2 separate regions of the Homo sapiens genome follow, and region 2 is linked to region 1. Evidence: read pairs that join two places in POLR2A ChIA-PET (ENCODE). Cell type or tissue: IMR-90. All regions are shown on one strand. Each heading gives the region's core, and the rest is flanking DNA. Links, peaks and the distances in the headings are about the cores only.

Region 1 (2,500 bases), core at 1-2,500:
AACAGTGAGTGAGATACTGTGCCATTACCTGCTTCTCCAGCCTTGAAGCCCAAAGCAGCCAAATAACTCTCAAATGACGATCACTTTTACTCAAAAAAAAAAAAAAAAAAAAAAAAAAAAAAAAAAAACAGTAAATTCAGTCTTTCTTTCTAGCCTGACTCCGCTGGTATTTAGGACAGGTGGGCAAATCTGTGCCACTGCCAGTTTTTACAATAAAGTTTCATTGAAACACAGCCATGCTAACTCTGTTTTTTCTTGTTGTTTGATTGTTTGAAACGGAGTCTCGCTCTGTCGCCCAGGCTGGAGTGCAGTGGCGCGATCTCAGCTCACTGCAACCTCTGCCTTCTGGGTTCAAGCAATTCTCCTGCCTCAGCCTCCCAAGTAGCTGGGATTACAGGCCTGCACCACCATGCTCGGCTAATTTTTTTTTTTGTTTTTGTATTTTTAGTAGAGACGGGGTTTCACCATATTGGCCAGGCTGGTCTCGAACTCCTGACCTTGTGATCTGCCTACCTCAGCCTCCCAAAGTGCTGGGATTACAGGCATGAGCCAACCGCGCCTGGCCTGGCCATGCTAATTCTTTCATGTATTGTCTATAACTGCTTTCATACTATAACAGCCGAGTTGTGTAGTTACGACAGAGGCTATATGGCTTGCAAAGCCTAAACTATTTACGATCTGTTCCTTTACCAAAAAGTTTGCTGACTACTGCTGCATATGGTATGCTGAATTGGGTTTAAATGGCTTGTAATAGCCCTGAAAATTTAAGTTGGCTCTCCTGTCCCCTGCCGTTGAGGCTGGACTGCATGAGATTATTGTATCTGTTGGCTGTAGCTGTGACTATGAGCTGAGTGCCATGTCCCATTGGATAGCATGTACTTGGTGACCCCTGACCCACATACAGCTGACTCTTTAAGGCAGTTCCCTGCCACACAGTCAAGGACAGGAAGATCTGGTGTGATTTCCCAGATGGGGAGTTGTGCCTATTACTAGCATCCCCCAGAAGTAGTGAGAGATAGCATTAGCTAATGGGTAAATAACTGGCTTAAAAGTGTAAACTCCTAGGTTTTCACACTCCAGTTTTTATGTGGTCCTGGATATGTGATTCTTTTCTGCCTTGGCATTCCTGTCTAAAACACTGATCTAGCAATCCCAAGCCACCCTTTCCTTTTTGCGGCCCTTGTTCTGAATAAAACAGTGATTTCATGTCTCTTCTCACTTTCTTCCAGAAGGCAGCTAGCCAGCACATACTCACTGACCAGTTGCTGCCTGCACAGCAGTGTTTTCACTGCTGTGTTGGAGAAACCCGAAGTCTTAAAGGGCCATAAGGTATTATTTAAAGAGATCAGTGTCATAGTTTAACTGTCTTCACAGTTCCAGGCTGTAGGAGGTACAGTTTCTGAGGACAGGGGCAATGTATGTGGGTTTGGTGATCATTTCTAAGGCCTTTTTCGATGACCCCTTTGTCCTTTCTGACACATTAGAATTGCTCTTTGCTGCTGCCTGAAAAATGATGTCCTCATGCTGGACAGCCCCAGCTGAAAACTCAGGCTGCTGCCTTGACCTATTTCCCTTCTCCCTGCTGGCATTAAAAGGGAGGATGCCCCCGGGGAGCTCATTCTGCAGGCTGCAGTGGCCAGGGCAGAGTCCTGGGTTTCCTCTCTCTCCCTTACTCCCTGCTTTAAAAAAAAAAAAAAGGTACAGAAAAACATTATAAGCAACTGTTGCCATTGGGGAAAAAAAAGTATTTACGTTTCAGGGGAATGTGGCCTCAGCCATGAATATTGGTGTGTATTTATGAAGGGGTGTATGTCTGGGAAATAAAACTTAGAATACAAGAAAAAGTGATTTCATTTCTTTCATCGTAGCTCCAAGTGTGCTGTATCGTGTCTGAAATAGATAAACTGCTCTAAGCAGTTTCAAGTTTATCTCAATCTCTGTCCTTCTTGTGCCCTCGGTCCTTTCCCTACATCACCCCACAAGCGCTGTGGTGTATGCTCTCTTAGCCCTTCCCATTCCATCTCTCTGCGCAGGCTCCTTCCCTGTTGAGGAGACCCACAAGAGAGGGAACACTAGCAAAGTTATATCTCTGGATCAAAGGAATGAGGACAGTTCAAGCCACAGGAAATTCCAAGAAAGTAATGGACGCCCAGTGAGGGTGAATCCAGTGCAACCTACTCTCCTGACTCTCCCTGACGGCCATGTCGCTTGGGAACCCTCTCCGAGCCACAAATAATTACCTGCTGGAAAAGCAAGCAGGCTGTCCGGCAATGTTTCATTTATTTTCACAAAGCCCCCTTATTCTAGATTATCTCAGCCACTGCCCAGGAAAAAGGGAACATGTTATGGTCAGCTTTCTAAATAGCTCTCTCATCCCACAAGCTTTTAAAGGCTGTTTGGGGGCTAAGGCCTTTATCACCTCCCCACACATGCTTGACAGTTCATCACCCACCAGTGGTCTTTAATTTCAAGCAGTTTATTCTTAGTTAAGGGCCATATT
Region 2 (7,281 bases), core at 2,343-4,842, 120 kb after region 1:
AGGCAGCTGACCTGGCTTGCTGTCACCTGAAAAGTTGAGCAAAGAAGGCCTAAGTGAATGAGACACGTTTTGAGGGGAGAAAGGAGCCAGGGGAGTAAAGCCCTGCTCTCCTCTCCTGCTCCCTTACCCCTGCCAGCGCCTCTCCATACTGCTCCCTCGCCCCTGCCAGCGCCTCTCCATACTGCTCCCTCGTCCCCTGCCAGCGCCTCTCCATACTGCTCCCTCGTCCCCTGCCAGCGCCTCTCCATACTGCTCCCTCGTCCCCTGCCAGCGCCTCTCCATACTGCTCCCTCACCCCTGCCAGTGCCTCTCCATACTGCTCCCTCACCCCTGCCAGTGCCTCTCCATACTGCTCCCTCATCCCCTGCCAGCGCTCCCTCATCCCCTGCCAGCGCCTCTCCATAATGCTCCCTCACCCCTGCCAATGCCTCTCCATACTGCTCCCTCACCCCTGCCAGCACCTCTCCATACTGCTCCCTCACCCCTGCCAGCACCTCTCCATACTGCTCCCTCGTCCCCTGCCAGCGCCTCTCCATACTGCTCCCTCGTCCCCTGCCAGCGCCTCTCCATACTGCTCCCTCGTCCCCTGCCAGCGCCTCTCCATACTGCTCCCTCGTCCCCTGCCAGCGCCTCTCCATACTGCTCCCTCGTCCCCTGCCAGCGCCTCTCCATACTGCTCCCTCGTCCCCTGCCAGCGCCTCTCCATACTGCTCCCTCGTCCCCTGCCAGCGCCTCTCCATACTGCTCCCTCGTCCCCTGCCAGCGCCTCTCCATACTGCTCCCTCGTCCCCTGCCAGCGCCTCTCCATACTGCTCCCTCGTCCCCTGCCAGTGCCTCTCCATAGCCATCACCAACCAGAAGCCAGAGATGGAGGGAGTCTGCTGGTGCCACCCAGTCAGATCTGCCTGCAGGGCAGAGAGCAGGGTGGAGGGCCAATCTGGATGTGCAAACGGGAGCCTGCCAGCATAGGCACAGATTGGGAATGATCAAACAATCTGGTCATTTGGCAAAAATAGAACAGTACACCAATGGCTGTAATTTTTATGTCTCTATAGTGCAACTTTGTAGGTTTTCTCATCGCACATTTTTGGCTCACCACAACCTATACTCAGTGTCAGCTTTGACAATCTTACATGACACTGTGCTCTGTTTCACAGCTAGGGAGCCTGCATGATACAGTGGAAAAGAATTCCATGAGGCCATGTAGATGGGTTGGAGGCAGGTGAGATGGCAGTCCTGACGCAAGTGCGGAACATGCCCACCCTGAGGTTCTGCATGTCTCTTTTTGACATGTACCCCCCGCAAATTCCTCACATGCTCTCATAAAAGGACGGGGTAGGACATCTATAGCAATATTCCTTGAGGTGGTGGGAGATGGAGGGCCCACTCCAGGGAGACTGGTTGGGTAAGATGCAACAGAAGCAAACCATGGGACTCAGTAGCAGGAAGGAAACTGTGGTTCACATAGAGCATGCAAGAGTTCAAAGCAGAGCTGAGTAGAAAGAGGAAGACAGAAGTGAGATTTGTAATTCTGAACCACTCAAATAGGTTAAAAATAGCACTCACAGGCAACAAACGCATACGCATGCACACACACACACACCATTTTGCACTCTTACAAACCAAAACACTTTAGAATGGTTGGCTTTTGAAAGGAGAGGGAGAGGAGAGGAATGGCATTGAAAAAGGATAAACAGCCCCCTAAATAAAAAGAAGAGAGCCTAGACTCAAGAGACAGAACACACCTGGGCTTCCATCAAAGAAGCTGTACTGTGTGTGACCTTGGGTAGGCGTGTTACTGAGTTGTTTCATCTTGCAAACAGGAGGAAACGGTAATAAATAGATCCCGAGGCATGTCAATGTGACCTAGCTAGACCTGTCTGAGACGCTGATCCACCAAGACCTGTTCCCAGGTGGGTTGACAAAGGCCTGTGTCCCAACAAGTGTAGGGCAAAGGGCAGCCTGGGCCACTTGGAGGTGACCCAGCAGCAGCTGTGTATATGTGGTCAACATACGCGACACATCCAGAGCTCTGACAAAGCCCCTCAATCCAAAAATATGTCTCGCTGCCAGCATCAGGGGTTCCTTTCTTTGAGCTAAAGCCTCTTCTGTATCGGGGGAACCCGCCCCCAGTATTTCAACGTAGGCTCTTTCTATTTTCCATAAGTGTCAGCCAGCTGAGAAATAAGGAGAGAGTACAAAGAGAGGAATTTTGCAGCTGGGCCGCCGGGGGCGACATCACATATCGGTAGGACCGTGATGCCCACCTGAACCTCAAACCAGCAAGTTTTTTATTAAGGGTTTCAAAAGGGGAGGGTGTCTAAGAACAGGGAGTAGATCACATGCTTCAAAGGGCAAAAAGGAGAACCACTGATAAGGGTCTGTCTTCAGCAGTGCACATATTGTCTTGATAAACATCTTAAACAACAGAAAACAGGGTTCGAGAGCAGAGAGCTGGTCTGACCACAGATTTACCAGGGCCCGGTTTTTCCCCACCCTAGTAAGCCTGAGGGTACTGCAGGAGACCAGGGCATATCTCAGTCCTTATCTCAACCACATAGGATAGACGTCCCCAGAGCGGCTGTTTATAGACTCCCCCCAGGAATGCATTCCTTCCCCAGGGTATTAATATTAATATTCCTTGCTAGGAAAAGAATTTAGTGATATCTTCCCTACTTGCATGTCCATTTATAGGCTCTCTGCAAGAAGAAAAATATGGCTCTTTTTGCCCTACCCCTCAGGCAGTCAGACCTTATGGATGTCTTCCCTTGTTCCCTAAAATCGCTGTTATTCTGTTCATTTTCAAGGTGCACTGATTTCATATTGTTCAAACACACATGTTTTACAATCAATTTGTACAATTAACACAATTATCACAGTGGTCCTGAGGTGACGTACATACTCAGCCTATGAAAGTAACAGGATTAAGAGATTAAAGTAAAGACAGGCATAAGAAATTATAAAAGCATTATTTGGGAACTGATAAATGTCCATGAAATCTTCACAATTTATGTTCCTCTGCCACGGCTCCAGCCAGTCATTCCATTCGGGGTCCCTGAGTTCCTGCAACACTTCTGCACAGAAATGCAAAATACACACACACACACCCCACCCCGCCCCTAGGACTCATTTTGTTAGCGATCATTAACAGTTTCAGCCATTAGCTCTCAAGTTGGTTTGAATTTGTTGGTAGGATTAGCTCCCTATCACCTGAAAAGCTGAGAAAAGAAGGCCTAAGGGAATGAGACACATGTCTGAGAAGAGACAGAAAGAGAGAATGTGTGTGTGTGTGTGTGTGTGTGTGTGTGGCAACTACTGAAGGTGGGTAGGATGCTAGGGGCCTGGGTTCCCCAGGGAAGGCCCTGGGTTTGAAAAGAGCCCCAAATGAAGCCAGGATTGCTGAAGACAAGCATGTGAGTTTGCCAAGAGCTGCCCAGGGGTCTGAGGTGTCAGTCCACCCCTCTGCTCCCCACTCAGGTAGGGGCAGGTCCGGAGCTGCAGCATGACAGGGAATTTCAGGCCCGGAGGTCTTCCCACTTGTCACCTCTGTTTCTTCTTCTCTGCCCAGGTGGTGCACATTCTGAAAGGCTCAGATTTCTTTCATTCAACCTCCTTTCTTCCTATTTTTTCTTATTGTCTGGCTCTTTCCTGCAGAAGGAAGGAGAAGAACTGGGTGTAAACCTTGACTCTGAGCTGAGGGCTCAGATGCTGGCTGAACTTCTCATTTGCACCAGGTGTAGGAGGGAAGTGGGCAGCCCAGCACAGAAGCAGCTCTCTGGCAAACAGCTTCCTCTGTAGGCCTCATGCCCTCCAACTGCAGTGCCCTCTGACCTTGTCACACTGCAGGTAGGGGACAGAACTAAGGAGCATCTGCACAAGCACCTGGCTGTAGTGAACTGAATAGTGTTCCCCCAAAAGATATGTCCAAGTCCAGACCCCTAGTACCTGTGCATGTGACCTTACTTGGAAATAGGGTCTTTGCAAATATAATTAAGATAGTACTTGTCTTAGTCCATTCAAGCTGCTAAAAGAAAAAAATATCACAAACTGGGTGGCTTATAAACAACAGAATGTATTGCTCATAGTTCTGGAGGCTGGGAAGTCCAAGATCAAGGTGCTGGCAGGTTCAGTGTCTGGTGTGGATTTGGATTTGCTCTCTACTTCACAGATGGCACTGTTGTGCTGTGTCTTTACATGGTAGAATGGGATAGTTAGCTCCCTGGGGGTTCCTTTTTTTTTTTCTGAGTCAGTGTCTCATTGTGTTGCCCAGGCTGGAGTGGCCCAGTCTTGGCTCACTGCAACCTCTGCCTCCCAGGTTCAAGCAATTCTGCCTCCGAAGTCTCCCAAGTAGCTGCCTCTAGTCTCCCGAGTAGCTGAGGCTACAGGCATGCACCACCATGCCTGGATAATTTTTGTATTTTTTTAGTGAAGACAGAGTTTTGCCATGTTGGCCAGGCTGGTCTTGAACTCTTGACCTCAGGTGATCTGCCTGCCTTGGCCTCCCAAAGTGCTGGAATTACAGGCATAAGTCTATGCACCTGGCGTCTGGGGTCCCTTTTATAAGAGCATTAATGCCATGAGGACAGAGCCCTCACGAACTCATCATCTCCCAAAGGCCCCACCTTCTAACACTGTCACACGAAGGATCCAGTTTCAATGTATGAATTGTATAGAAAACATTCAGACCACAGTCATAAGAATTTCAAGATGAGATCCAGGGTGGGCCCTAAATTCAGCGACTGCTGTCCTTACAGGGGAAAGGAAAGGGCGACGTGAGACACAGGGGAGAAGACTGTCTGAGGAAGGCAGGCAGAGCCGCAGAGATTTAGAGTTATGCAACCCCAGCCAAGAAACACCACAAGCCACCAAAAATTAGAAGAGGTAAGCAATTCTTCCCTAGAGCTTTCCCATAAAGAGAACATGGCCCTGCTGATTTTGCAGAAAAGAGAAACTGAGGCACCAAACTACATCAGCACTCCCTGGGCATGGAAGGCTGGGCGCACAGCAGCACCAGCCAGGGCAGAGACGGTGCTGGAAGTCGATGCCCTGCCTCCCAGCTGAAGCCTTCCTACCGCCTCCCTCGGGTGCTTCCTTTCACTCAGCCCCTTCAGAGCCAGAAGGCGTGGCCCACAGCAGTGTAGGAGTGCCCACGGCCCCGGGACCCCTGGCTGTAACCACACCCTCAGCTGCACCCTCAGGAGACCTTGCCTCCTGCTCCCTCTCCAGCGGCAGCGAGGGCAGTGCCAAGCTCACACCCTCCCAGAAGTGATTTCATGCCCCATAAGACGGGCAATCAAAAATAATAGACACACAGCAACCTGCCTGGGGCCTGCTGCTGCGGCGGGCGGCTGCTGAGGTGGCTACCTGGAAGATAAACCAATTCCCAGCCCCGGTGGGGAGAAATAACAGCATCAGTGAGGAGCAGGAGCTTCATCTTAGTCTGCAAAGCCCCAGCCAATAAGCAGGCTAAAAATAAGCACCTCTCCCAGCTGCAGCAGCACCCTCCCTTTCCTGACATGAGCTGGTCACGTGAGTTTCTCAGACTCTGGTGGGTTTCTCATGTCTAGGCAGGTGTCTGTCTGCTCAGTGGCCTTGCCTCAGATCTGGCTGGGGTGGCCTCAATGTGGGGAGCACAGGCTGCGGAGTGAGCCTAGGGAAAGGGTATGAGGACCTTCTGACTCCTCTGGGCTCCCTGTGGGTCCTTGGCTCGGTCATGCAGCCCCAGACTGCTTCCTGTCTGTGCTGAGCATCTGACTGTCACTGCTGAAGGACATTCTGAGTGCCATGCCAGAGCTGGGCACCCAGGGCCATCTGTCTGCACTTGGCGGGGAGGCACGTGCAGACCCCTCGCTGTGGCTGGTTCTCTGCGGGCACAGTCTGTGATCCACAGAGAGTAGACCCTGGGTGGGCCTGTGTGTCCAGCATGTATTATGTGTGCCTCCAAAAAAATGAGTTGGGAGAGGTGGGGATGGTTAATGGGTACAAAAGAAAATAGAAAGAATGAATAAGACCTACTGTTTGATAGCACAATAAGGTGATTATAGTCAGTAATAACTGAATTGCACATTTTAAAATAAAGAGTGTCATTGGATTGTTTGTAACTCAAAGGATAAATACTTGAGGAGACGGATACCCCATTCTCCATGATGTGCTTACTTCACATTGCATGTCTGTATCAAAACGTCCCATTTACCTCATAAATATATACACCTACTACGTACCCACAAAAATTTAAATTTTTTTTTAAAAGAATGAATCTGGTTTAAAGCAAAACAAAACAAAGAACCAACATTTTAGTAAGGAATTGGGTAAGTGAGGATTCTGCAGAACACCCACCTGGGGTAGGGGTTAGGATGTGGATTTATCTCAATTCTGCTGCCCTTGATGAGAAAACATTTTAATAATGCCTCTTTCGAAAGATAGTCAAAATATGAGCCTCACAGAAATATTCCTTAATTGCTTCTTGTCACACACTGCATGAACTCTCAGGGGGACCTTTTGGCCCCCTCACCTTGGGATCATGCACACCCAGGCTCCCACTTGAGCCATGTCCTTGGTCCAGCTGGCTTCAGGTTTGCAACGTCTCTTACCTGGAGAACCGCCAAAGTCTCCTCACCATCTTCCTGCCTTCAGTCGCTGTCTTCCTCCCCTTTGGGAGTTAGTCAGTCCACTCTCCAGCTTAAAAAAGTTCAAAGACTTCTCCCACTGCTGGGCCTGACCCTTTCTAATCTGTGGCCAACCTCCTGCTTCACCCATGCCTGCTCACGCACCTTGTTCTTCAGCAAAGGAGACTGCATGGAGCCCACTCAATGCTCCTCATTTCTTCTTGCACCCTATGCCTTTGCTAAACATGGTCCCCACTTTCTAGAACACCCTGTCCACCTTCGTTGTCTCTTGAAATTCTACTGTATTTTCAAAGCCCAGCCTGTGTGTTACTCTCTATCCCCAATTCTTCTCAGAGAAGAATTGGCCACTCCCTCTCCTTGGGTCTCCCTAGCACTTTCCACGGTTTTGTCACAGTGCCTGCATTTCTCGTTATTGTTAGTTTCATGTATATCTCCATGGCTGGATGGCTCAATCCTGAAGGTCCGACAGAAAACAGTGCCTGGCACATAATAGGTGGCTAATAAATGAAGCCAAACTGCAGTTGACCTGCAGACCCGTGATACAAATGCTTTTTATTGCAAGCCACTGAGATTTTTGAGAGTGCTTTATTACACAGCCTTATCAAGCCAAGAGCTGACTGAGACAAATTGCCCAGGGAGCCTGGGGCAATATGGG

The links. ChIA-PET counts read pairs that join two places held together with the same protein. Peaks named below come from ENCODE experiments on the same cell type or tissue, not always from the same donor. Only the 100,000 strongest peaks of a DNase experiment are listed, where the experiment ranks them.
Region 2: POLR2A ChIA-PET joins it to region 1 with 9 read pairs; 2 of 35 experiments call an interaction of 5 or more read pairs at or near these places.

The regions. Positions count from the first base shown.
Region 1 is chr7:127,994,458-127,996,957 of GRCh38, forward strand. The region is part of intron 16 of SND1 (staphylococcal nuclease and tudor domain containing 1); the gene reads left to right. Among named protein-coding and RNA genes, the nearest start is that of SND1-IT1, 1.8 kb to the right of the region's middle. In IMR-90, for the core only: no CTCF peak of the experiment used is centred there; a DNase peak (open chromatin) is centred at 1,254; H3K27ac peaks cover 694 bases.
Region 2 is chr7:128,107,397-128,114,677 of GRCh38, forward strand. No RefSeq gene overlaps it. Among named protein-coding and RNA genes, the nearest start is that of MIR593, 29 kb to the left of the region's middle. RefSeq lists an enhancer at 997-1,076. In IMR-90, for the core only: no CTCF peak of the experiment used is centred there; no DNase peak of the experiment used is centred there; H3K27me3 peaks cover 781 bases.